Regions from separate parts of the Homo sapiens genome. Here regions 1 and 3 are each linked to region 2. A link is an interaction called in ENCODE POLR2A ChIA-PET data of the cell type or tissue named here. Cell type or tissue: HepG2. All regions are shown on one strand.

Region 1 (2,500 bases), 110 kb before region 2:
GTCCCCAGAATTTCTGGCAGCAGATGGGGTTCTTCTACTCACGTCCCGTGCAGGGTGGGGTGAGCTGGAGGTCCTCAGCCCCGTGCCAGCTCAGCCAGCCCTCAGGGCCTGCCCTGGGACCCCGGCCGGAGCCTGCTGTCCTACACCCCTAGAGCCTGGCTCACACCCATCCATCCCGAGGGCCATGTTCCACAGATGAAGTGCGCTCTTTGTCTGGAGGCAGCTCTGAGGATGCTGCCTTTGTAGCTCGGTCAGGCCCGGGAGCCCCCTGGGGCTGTCACACTCCGGGTAGGAGGCCTCGGGGCTGTGATGGATGCTTTGAGGCTCCAAGGAGCTGGCCTGGGCCCTAGGCCCAGCAGGAGCGGGTGCTGCCTGAGGAGACCAAGTGGACCCAGAAGACCACTCAGGGGCTACGCTGGCCACACCTGGGGCCTGGGTGGCAGGAGCAGCGGGGCTTGTTCCTCTGAGCCCTGCCATTTCATGAGGCGCATGATGGGACACTAACCTAGAGGCCACCCTGCCCGTTCTAGGGTCTGAGTACACAGAGGAGTGGGGGATGGGGCACAACACTGGCTGCAGGAGAGCCATGAGAGAAGCTGGGGCTCCTCTCCTTCCAGGCGTTTACCAAGCATCCGCAGCATGCCAGGCACAGAGCAGAGTACGGGCACCACCCTTGCAAGGCCCAGAGGTCATAACCAGGCCCAGCTGTGCTGTGTGTTCCGTGAATTCTCAAAGTACAGGAAGGGGTAATCAGAGAGGGCTTCCTGGAGGAGGAGCCTCACCACAGAGGCCCACAGGAGGAATGGGAGCACATCTGGGAAAACGGGCTTGGAGGAGGTGGCCCCAGCTAAGGAAACAGCAGGTAGGGAGGGCCAGTTCTTGGGACCCGTGGCCTTGGTCCAGCCACCCCACCCAGGAGTGGGTGAGGGAGAGGCTGGAGACCAGGCCAAGCTGAGAACCTGGGCTTCGTCCGGGGCCGGGAATGGCCCTGTTTGCCCCGTTCGTTCTAAAGAGATGGCCCAGGCATCCAAGGGGTGTGCAGCGGAGGAGGGAGCCAGGCAGACTCCAGGAGGGGTGGGGCAGGTGCAGGGGTGCTTCGGGAAAGCCAGAATGAGGTTTGGTGCTTGCTGGGGGTTGGGGCACGCAGGGCAGCTGGTGCCCAATTTCTGCTGTGTGATTCTCAGTGTGGCATCTGGGTATAGGCTGGCTAGGGGCCGGGGGTGCCTTCCAGCCTGGACTAGAGAGCTTGACGGTGTCTCCAGGCTGCCAGGGTGGGAGGAGCCTGAGAGTGGGCCCAGGCCAGCAAGGGAACCCTCAAGTTGGTGCCCACCCTGCCAGCCTAGTGCAAGGACAGTGACCCTCACACACTCCAGGGGCCCCCGCCCAGGCGGTGGGTGTCGTAACCACCATCCGGGCCAGAGGCTGGGGCCAAGTTGCTGGAGGTTGAATCACTGTCACAACCCTAACCACACACAGGCAGAAACTCCCTGCTCCCGGCCAAGAGAGCTGTGTGCAAGGCCTTCCCCGAGGGTGCACAGGCAAGGAAGACCAGCGGCGCCAAGGGGACCCCCGGGCCGGCACATCTGGGCGGCGCCGGGCCTGCCCCCGGGAAGGGCCACCGCAGAGCATGATTTATACCTGATTCCCGCCCTCTGCGGAGGCTGGGCCAAGAACGTAGCCCACTGCTGAAGTTAGCCTGGTTGGAAAGCTGGCTGCACTTCCCGGGGCTCCCCTTTGGTGACCAGAGAAGGGCGCGTCCGAGAGGAAGCAGTTGAGCTGGGCTTGGGGCACGAGCCACTCACAGGAGGCCTCCCAGCCCCATGTGCCAACTTTGCAGGCTGTTGGGAGACCTGAGGGGCACTCACTTTATGCCAGGCCCAGCGGTGCCCTCGGGAGACCCCCACCCTCGGAGTGAGACATGAGAAGCAAACGAGCAGATCCGTCCAGGGGACGGCTGCAGGCTGGATGGACCGTGCAAGGAGAAATCACCAGGCCTGGGACAGCAAGGCAGGAAGGTCTCCTCTGAGAGGGGACAGCTTTTATGCAGAGACCCCTTGGATGAGGCATCACAGGTCAAGGCCTGGCACAGGCCATAGCAAAGGGCCTGAGGTAAAACGGCCTGTGTGCCTTGGGGTGGTCTGGCCTCTGGAGGATGCAGCAGCAGAGAGGAAGGGCGAGGTGGGCCAGGATTGTCCGGGCTGGGTTCTCAGAGAAGAGCAGCAGCAGAGGCTGGGCAGGCTTGGCGCACACCCCCAGGAACAAGTGAATGTCAAGTGTGGAACCAGGGCTGGCTGGTCATGCGCGATGGAGGAATGGTGGCCAATGCCACTGTCCGGGGTGCTGCCTCCAGCCCCCAGGTGACACAGAGGCTCTGAGAGCAACCCCCCGGGGCCTGCCTTGTGGCTGTTTGTTTGTTTGACCAGCGGCAGCTGAGGCTCACGGAGGTGGGGCTGTTTGACCAGCGGCAGCTGAGGCTCACGGAGGCGGGGGAGCGGCCAAG
Region 2 (2,500 bases):
AACTCATTCCAAGCTACCGGCTCCTTGGGGGATCTGTGAGCTGCTGAATGCTGGGAGACTGGGCTCCTGATACCGACCTCGTGCTAAGAGCTGCCCAAGCTGGGGACACAGGAGCAGAGTGTCAATCCACAGGAGGCCTCTATCCTCAAGGGGCCACCATCCCCGACAGGAAGCGCAGGCAGACCCCAGGCCTGTAGGAGCTGCCCCTGGTGACCTGGTGATCAGTGACCCTGGATCCTGGTTCTTGGGGGTCTGGACTCCCACTTCAGCACAGGAAACAGTGGTGAGAAGCAGCCCGGGGTGAGTGGGGTGACTTACAATCAAGGGCCCTGCAGGTTTGCCGGGATGGGCATGCCCCCTGCCAGGGCGGGAGTGTGGACTGGGGTCCCCCAAGCTGGCTAGGCCATGGGCATCAGGGGAAGGGCCAGAGGTAACCCGGACTTCCTTAACCACAAGAAAATGACTCAGCTAAATTGAGGAAGACTTCCGTTTCGGCAGAATATTTTTTCCACTATGGTAAGAGCTTTTCGCCCACAGGCTCCAGAGGAGCTGGGTACCCCAGAGGAGGGTTTGGAGTTTCAGTTTGAGTAGTCAAGGCTGGTTCTTAATCATCCTTTTCAAGAGACAGCTCTTGGTTTTCCAGCAGGTGGCTGGGTAATGGGAAGCCAAGCCAGGTGTGTGTGTGTGTATGTGTGTGTGTGTATGTGTATGTATGTGTGTATGTGTGTGTGTGTGTGTGTGTGTGTGTATGTGTATGTGTGTGTGTGTATGTGTATGTGTGTGTGTGTATGTGTGTGTGTATGTGTGTTGGGGGGGGCGTGCAAGTGCACATTTGTGCCTTGTGGACTCTGGGGGCCAGGAAGGCAGAGATTTAGTCCCAAGCCTTCCCCTTGTCCAGCAGTAGGCCTTGCCCTGGTCTGCAGAGATGACCTGGATCCTCCAGTCCTCACAACCCTGCCAGCCTGAGCAGGGCTGATGGCTGCATTCATTGAGGGTTCAGTGTGCGCCAAGCAGCAGGCCAGGCACTTGCCCACATTGTCTCATTTGAGTGCTCACAACCCCTGGAGGTGGCCTCCTCCCAGATATCAGTGGAAGTGCCCAGAGAGGAAGGCAGCAGGTGGACACAGCCACAGTGAACCGCACACCGAGGCAGCCGACACCGCTGGAGCCCTCTTTGTGGCTGCCCCACCTGCCCGTTCTCCAGCTTCCGGAGACGTTGCCCCAGGTTGTCTGCTGTAGCAACAGCGGCAGCACTGGGCTCAGTAAGGCCTGAGGACTTTTTCCCAGGGGCCTTGCTCAAACATCAGCCCAGGGGTTATCAGAAGCTGTGCCTTGCCCTGGACTCTGGGGTGGAAAGTCAGGCATTTTCAATGCAGCCCTGAGCCCCAGGCAGGCTGGGTGCAGGTGGGGTCTTCCAGAAGTGGGAAGCTGGAAGCCCCCCACTTCCAGCCTAATCAGTGTGGCGAGGGGAAGCCCCGGTCCCGGTGTGTGGTGGGGAGGAAGGCCGGCTGCTTCAGGCTCCTGCCTCTTCTGGTCCAGCCCAGGTGGGCTTCCTGGAGGAGGGCACTGGCAGACTCTGACCTGGACAGCAGCAGTGAATGCTCTGAGAGCATGGGAAGTGCCGGACGTGATGCCCCACACCTGTAATCCCAGCACTTTGGGAGGTCAAGGCAGGTGGATCACCAGGAATTCGAGAATCAACAGGAATTCGAGACCAGCCTGGCCAACATGGGGAACCCCCATCTCTACTAAAAATACAAAAAATTAGCTGGGTGTGGTGGCACACGCCTGTAATCCTAGCTACTTGGGAGGCTGAGGCTGGAGAATTGCTTGAACCCAGGAGGTGGAAGTTGCAGCGAGCCGAGGTCGTGCCACTGCACTCCAGCCTGGGTGACAAAGTGAGACTCTGTCTCAAAAAAAAAAAAGAGAGTGTGGGAAGTGCTGGCCCCCAGAAAGTGACTGCCTAGGCAAGGAGGGGCTGCTCCCCACCCCCAGAGACGCCCCGTGCCTGCTCCCACCCAGCATGCTCCAGAGCTGGGAAACTGCTCCTGCTTCTCAGTCCCCTGCCAGGGCAGGTTATTCCCTGGGGCCTCACACTGTGAGGGGAATGACAGGGTACAGGGTCGTCCTTCCCCCGACATGGCCGGCTGGACCTCAGCTCTGCTAGAGGCCCTTCCACATCCTGCCTCCTGCCCTGGGCTGGGGGTCAGTTTTCCCAACCTGGAGGTGAGTGGGAGTCCGAAGCTGCCCCAGGGAGTGGGTGGGGGGGGCTTGCCCTGGTCTCCAGGGATTTCAGAGGACAGAGTTGACCTGGCTGGTGTGGCTCTGTGGCCAGGGCAAGGGTTCTGCCTGGGGCCAGGACATGTGTCCTGGCTGTGTGGCCTCCCCAGGGCCCAACTCTCTGGCCAGACTCCTGTGGGGAGGAGCAGGGGCTGCAGGGGGTGGGGGAGGTGAGGCCATCAGTTCCCCCAACCCCGAGGTGCCGCAGCTCCAGGGCAAA
Region 3 (2,500 bases), 120 kb before region 2:
GGGGGATTTTTTTAAGGCAGAAAAAGATAGGGAACTGAGAGGAGCACGAAAATAGACTTCAGCTCCATACCCGAGCCTCGCTGGGCAGGATGGAGCTGGCTGGCTGGGTGTATACTTCCCCCTCCAGAAAGCAGATCATTTTCAAACAAGAAATGCAGTTACAGTCTTCTACAAGCTGGAAGATAAAGTCAGGCTGGCGGATGATATCCAGGCACCCACCATCCCATGGTCTTTCTGCTTTGCTGGCGGGAGTTTGGGGAACTGGGATCTGAGTCTGGTCTGCACTGGAGAACAGTCTTGTTTTTACATTCCTAGATGATTTCATTGTTCGGGGTATTCTTGTGGGCTTCCTGGTTGTTGTTGTTGTTGTTGTTTTTTAAACGATAGTTCAGTTTCTGCTTTTTCTTTTGTGTCAGCACAGTCCGGTAGGACTTTCTGCCCCGGCTGCTGTTGCAGGTCACCTTCTGATTTGGCGCCTCCTAGGAATCCGTGTCCCCCATACTCCTGGCCCTGTCCTCTCTGCCCAGGCTATTCTTGCATGTTCTAAAACCAACAAACCACAAACCATTTTTCTTGGTTGACTCTGGGGAACCTAAATGAAAATGCTTAGCTGTCCCCAGGCAAAACTGGGCTGTGTTCCATATGGCTCCACTCCCCAGAGCTACAGCAGTGGGAGGGTCCCATTTTACAGATGGAAAAACTGAGGCCGTGAAGGTTGAGCACTGCCGCCAGGACCTAAGAACCCATTGCTGGGCTTCGAGTTGTTTACCCTCCTGACTCAGGGCTTTCCTGGACCCGTGATCTGAGCCTCAGTTTCCCTTCAGTTTAGAGCTTCCATGTGCCCCGCCTTCCCGGCCAGCCGTGGGGAAGCCTAGGCCCTGTGCAGGAGTAGACTTCCAGGCAGTTGTTGGCCTAAGCAGCCCACTGCATCCAGAGATCCTGTGACTCTGACCCACCCCAAAGCTCCCTGTCATGCAGGCGGGGCTCCTCCCCCCAGCCTGAGAGTCACCTGAGGTGTTATCTGGACCTTTCTGCCCTGTTGACACTGCTTATGGTGTTTTGCAATCAGAAAAGACAGGAGATTAAAAAGTGCCCGGCTGGGGACTTTGGATTTCAGCAAAGCGTCCTGGCCGTGCATTCAAGTTTTTCCTTTAGAAATCTGCCTCCATGGGGCGGCTGACGCTGCCTGTCCAGCCACGTGGCCCTGCTCCTTGCTCCACATGAGGCCAGGGTCCTCCACCCCCTGGCTCCCTCCCATGGGACAGGACCCCCCACAGGCAGGCGCACAGGCAGCTTCTGGAATGTTTGTGGAGTGGTTGTGTTTACCGTGAGAGCTGGGATTTGGGTGAGAGGCCCTCGTGACGGAAGCCGCGGCTGTGCCCCTGGCCTCAGACTTGTCAGGACTCACCCAGCTACAGATGGACCCCATGGGAAGCCCAGGGTGGAGCCAAAGAGGGGCAGCTGCACTTCCTCAGCCCTCCTGGCTCTGGTTCTGGACCCTGCAGACGTGGTGGGCTCTGGTCCTAGGGCTAGACCAGCCTCCGCCAGCCAGGGTCATCACCATCAGTGTCGTGACTTGGCCATGACCTGTGAAGGGGCTGGTGGACCCGAGGGTTCCGCTCTGTGTCTGCTGCCTGCAGCCTCCCGAGGTGCCTAGGTGGGATGGATGGAAAGGGGCACCACCTGCGCCCCTCCGCCCCCTCAGCCAGGCCCAGCCTTGTCCACCTGGGCTGCTTCCGGGGAGTCCTGAGAGCCAGGTTTGGATCCAGCAGCCCTTCCCGTATCCTGTCCCTTCCACACCACAGGATGAGCGGGAGGCTGCTTCTCTGCCGTTGCCCAGAGAGGGCCCTGAGGTCCTTTGCACAGCAAGGACAGGCCCTACTCCTTCCGGGCCCTGCTGTGCCAAGGGTCCCTCTTACAGGGCATCCAGAGGGCAGCCCCAGCCACCATCCTCCTGCCTCAGCAGGCCTCCTGTCATCTGTCCCACACTGTCTGTCCCACGCCATCTGTCCCATGCCATCCTGCCTCTCTGCTGGCCCCCAGGCCCCTCCCGTCCTGGACAGCTGGCACCTCTGCCCCATTCTCCACGCCCCTGCCTGTGTCCTGCTGGTCTCTGCCTGCCACCGGAGGGTGCCAGGGTGCAGGTGGACAGGGTGAGGGGGCCCACCTGGCTTCGGGGACATGTGGCCAGCAGGCCCTGGGAAAGCCTTGCTGGACATGAGGCTGTCTGGCACTTCCTCCCTGCCCTCCCCTTGGGCCCTGGCAGAATATGTCCGTCCCATCCCCATGGGCAGAGGGGTAGTGTCGGGCACACCCCTCCAGCTAGGGGGCCCCAGAGCTGCAGCAGAGCCAGAGGCCCTAGCCGCCGACTGAGTGTCTGCCCAGATGCTCTGGGTCCTGGAAGAAGCAGGTGGTGTGATTCAGGCCCGGAGTTCTAGGCCGTGCATCCCATCCGGGGTCCCTGCCCAGCCCCCTCCTCCTCTGCTTCCCACAAGCACGG

What was found. Peaks named below come from ENCODE experiments on the same cell type or tissue, not always from the same donor. Only the 100,000 strongest peaks of a DNase experiment are listed, where the experiment ranks them.
Region 1: POLR2A ChIA-PET joins it to region 2 with 6 read pairs; 1 of 35 experiments calls an interaction of 5 or more read pairs at or near these places.
Region 3: POLR2A ChIA-PET joins it to region 2 with 5 read pairs; 2 of 35 experiments call an interaction of 5 or more read pairs at or near these places.

Annotation. Positions count from the first base shown.
Region 1 is chr19:33,393,472-33,395,971 of GRCh38, reverse strand. All of the region lies in intron 12 of PEPD (peptidase D), which reads left to right. Among named protein-coding and RNA genes, the nearest start is that of CEBPG, 21 kb to the right of the region's middle. RefSeq lists an enhancer at 1-709. In HepG2, no CTCF peak of the experiment used is centred here; DNase peaks (open chromatin) are centred at 1,441 and 2,401; H3K4me3 peaks cover 844 bases.
Region 2 is chr19:33,278,691-33,281,190 of GRCh38, reverse strand. No RefSeq gene overlaps it. Among named protein-coding and RNA genes, the nearest start is that of CEBPA, 23 kb to the left of the region's middle. RefSeq lists an enhancer at 2,093-2,500. In HepG2, a CTCF peak has its summit at 1,251; DNase peaks (open chromatin) are centred at 1,270 and 2,460.
Region 3 is chr19:33,402,332-33,404,831 of GRCh38, reverse strand. The region is part of intron 11 of PEPD (peptidase D); the gene reads left to right. It overlaps LOC124904692 (a long non-coding RNA gene), which reads right to left. Exons shown (of 2, transcript XR_007067229.1): 1 at 1,409-2,500; 2 at 1-543. Among named protein-coding and RNA genes, the nearest start is that of CEBPG, 30 kb to the right of the region's middle. In HepG2, a CTCF peak has its summit at 2,104 (motif pointing right); a DNase peak (open chromatin) is centred at 1,131.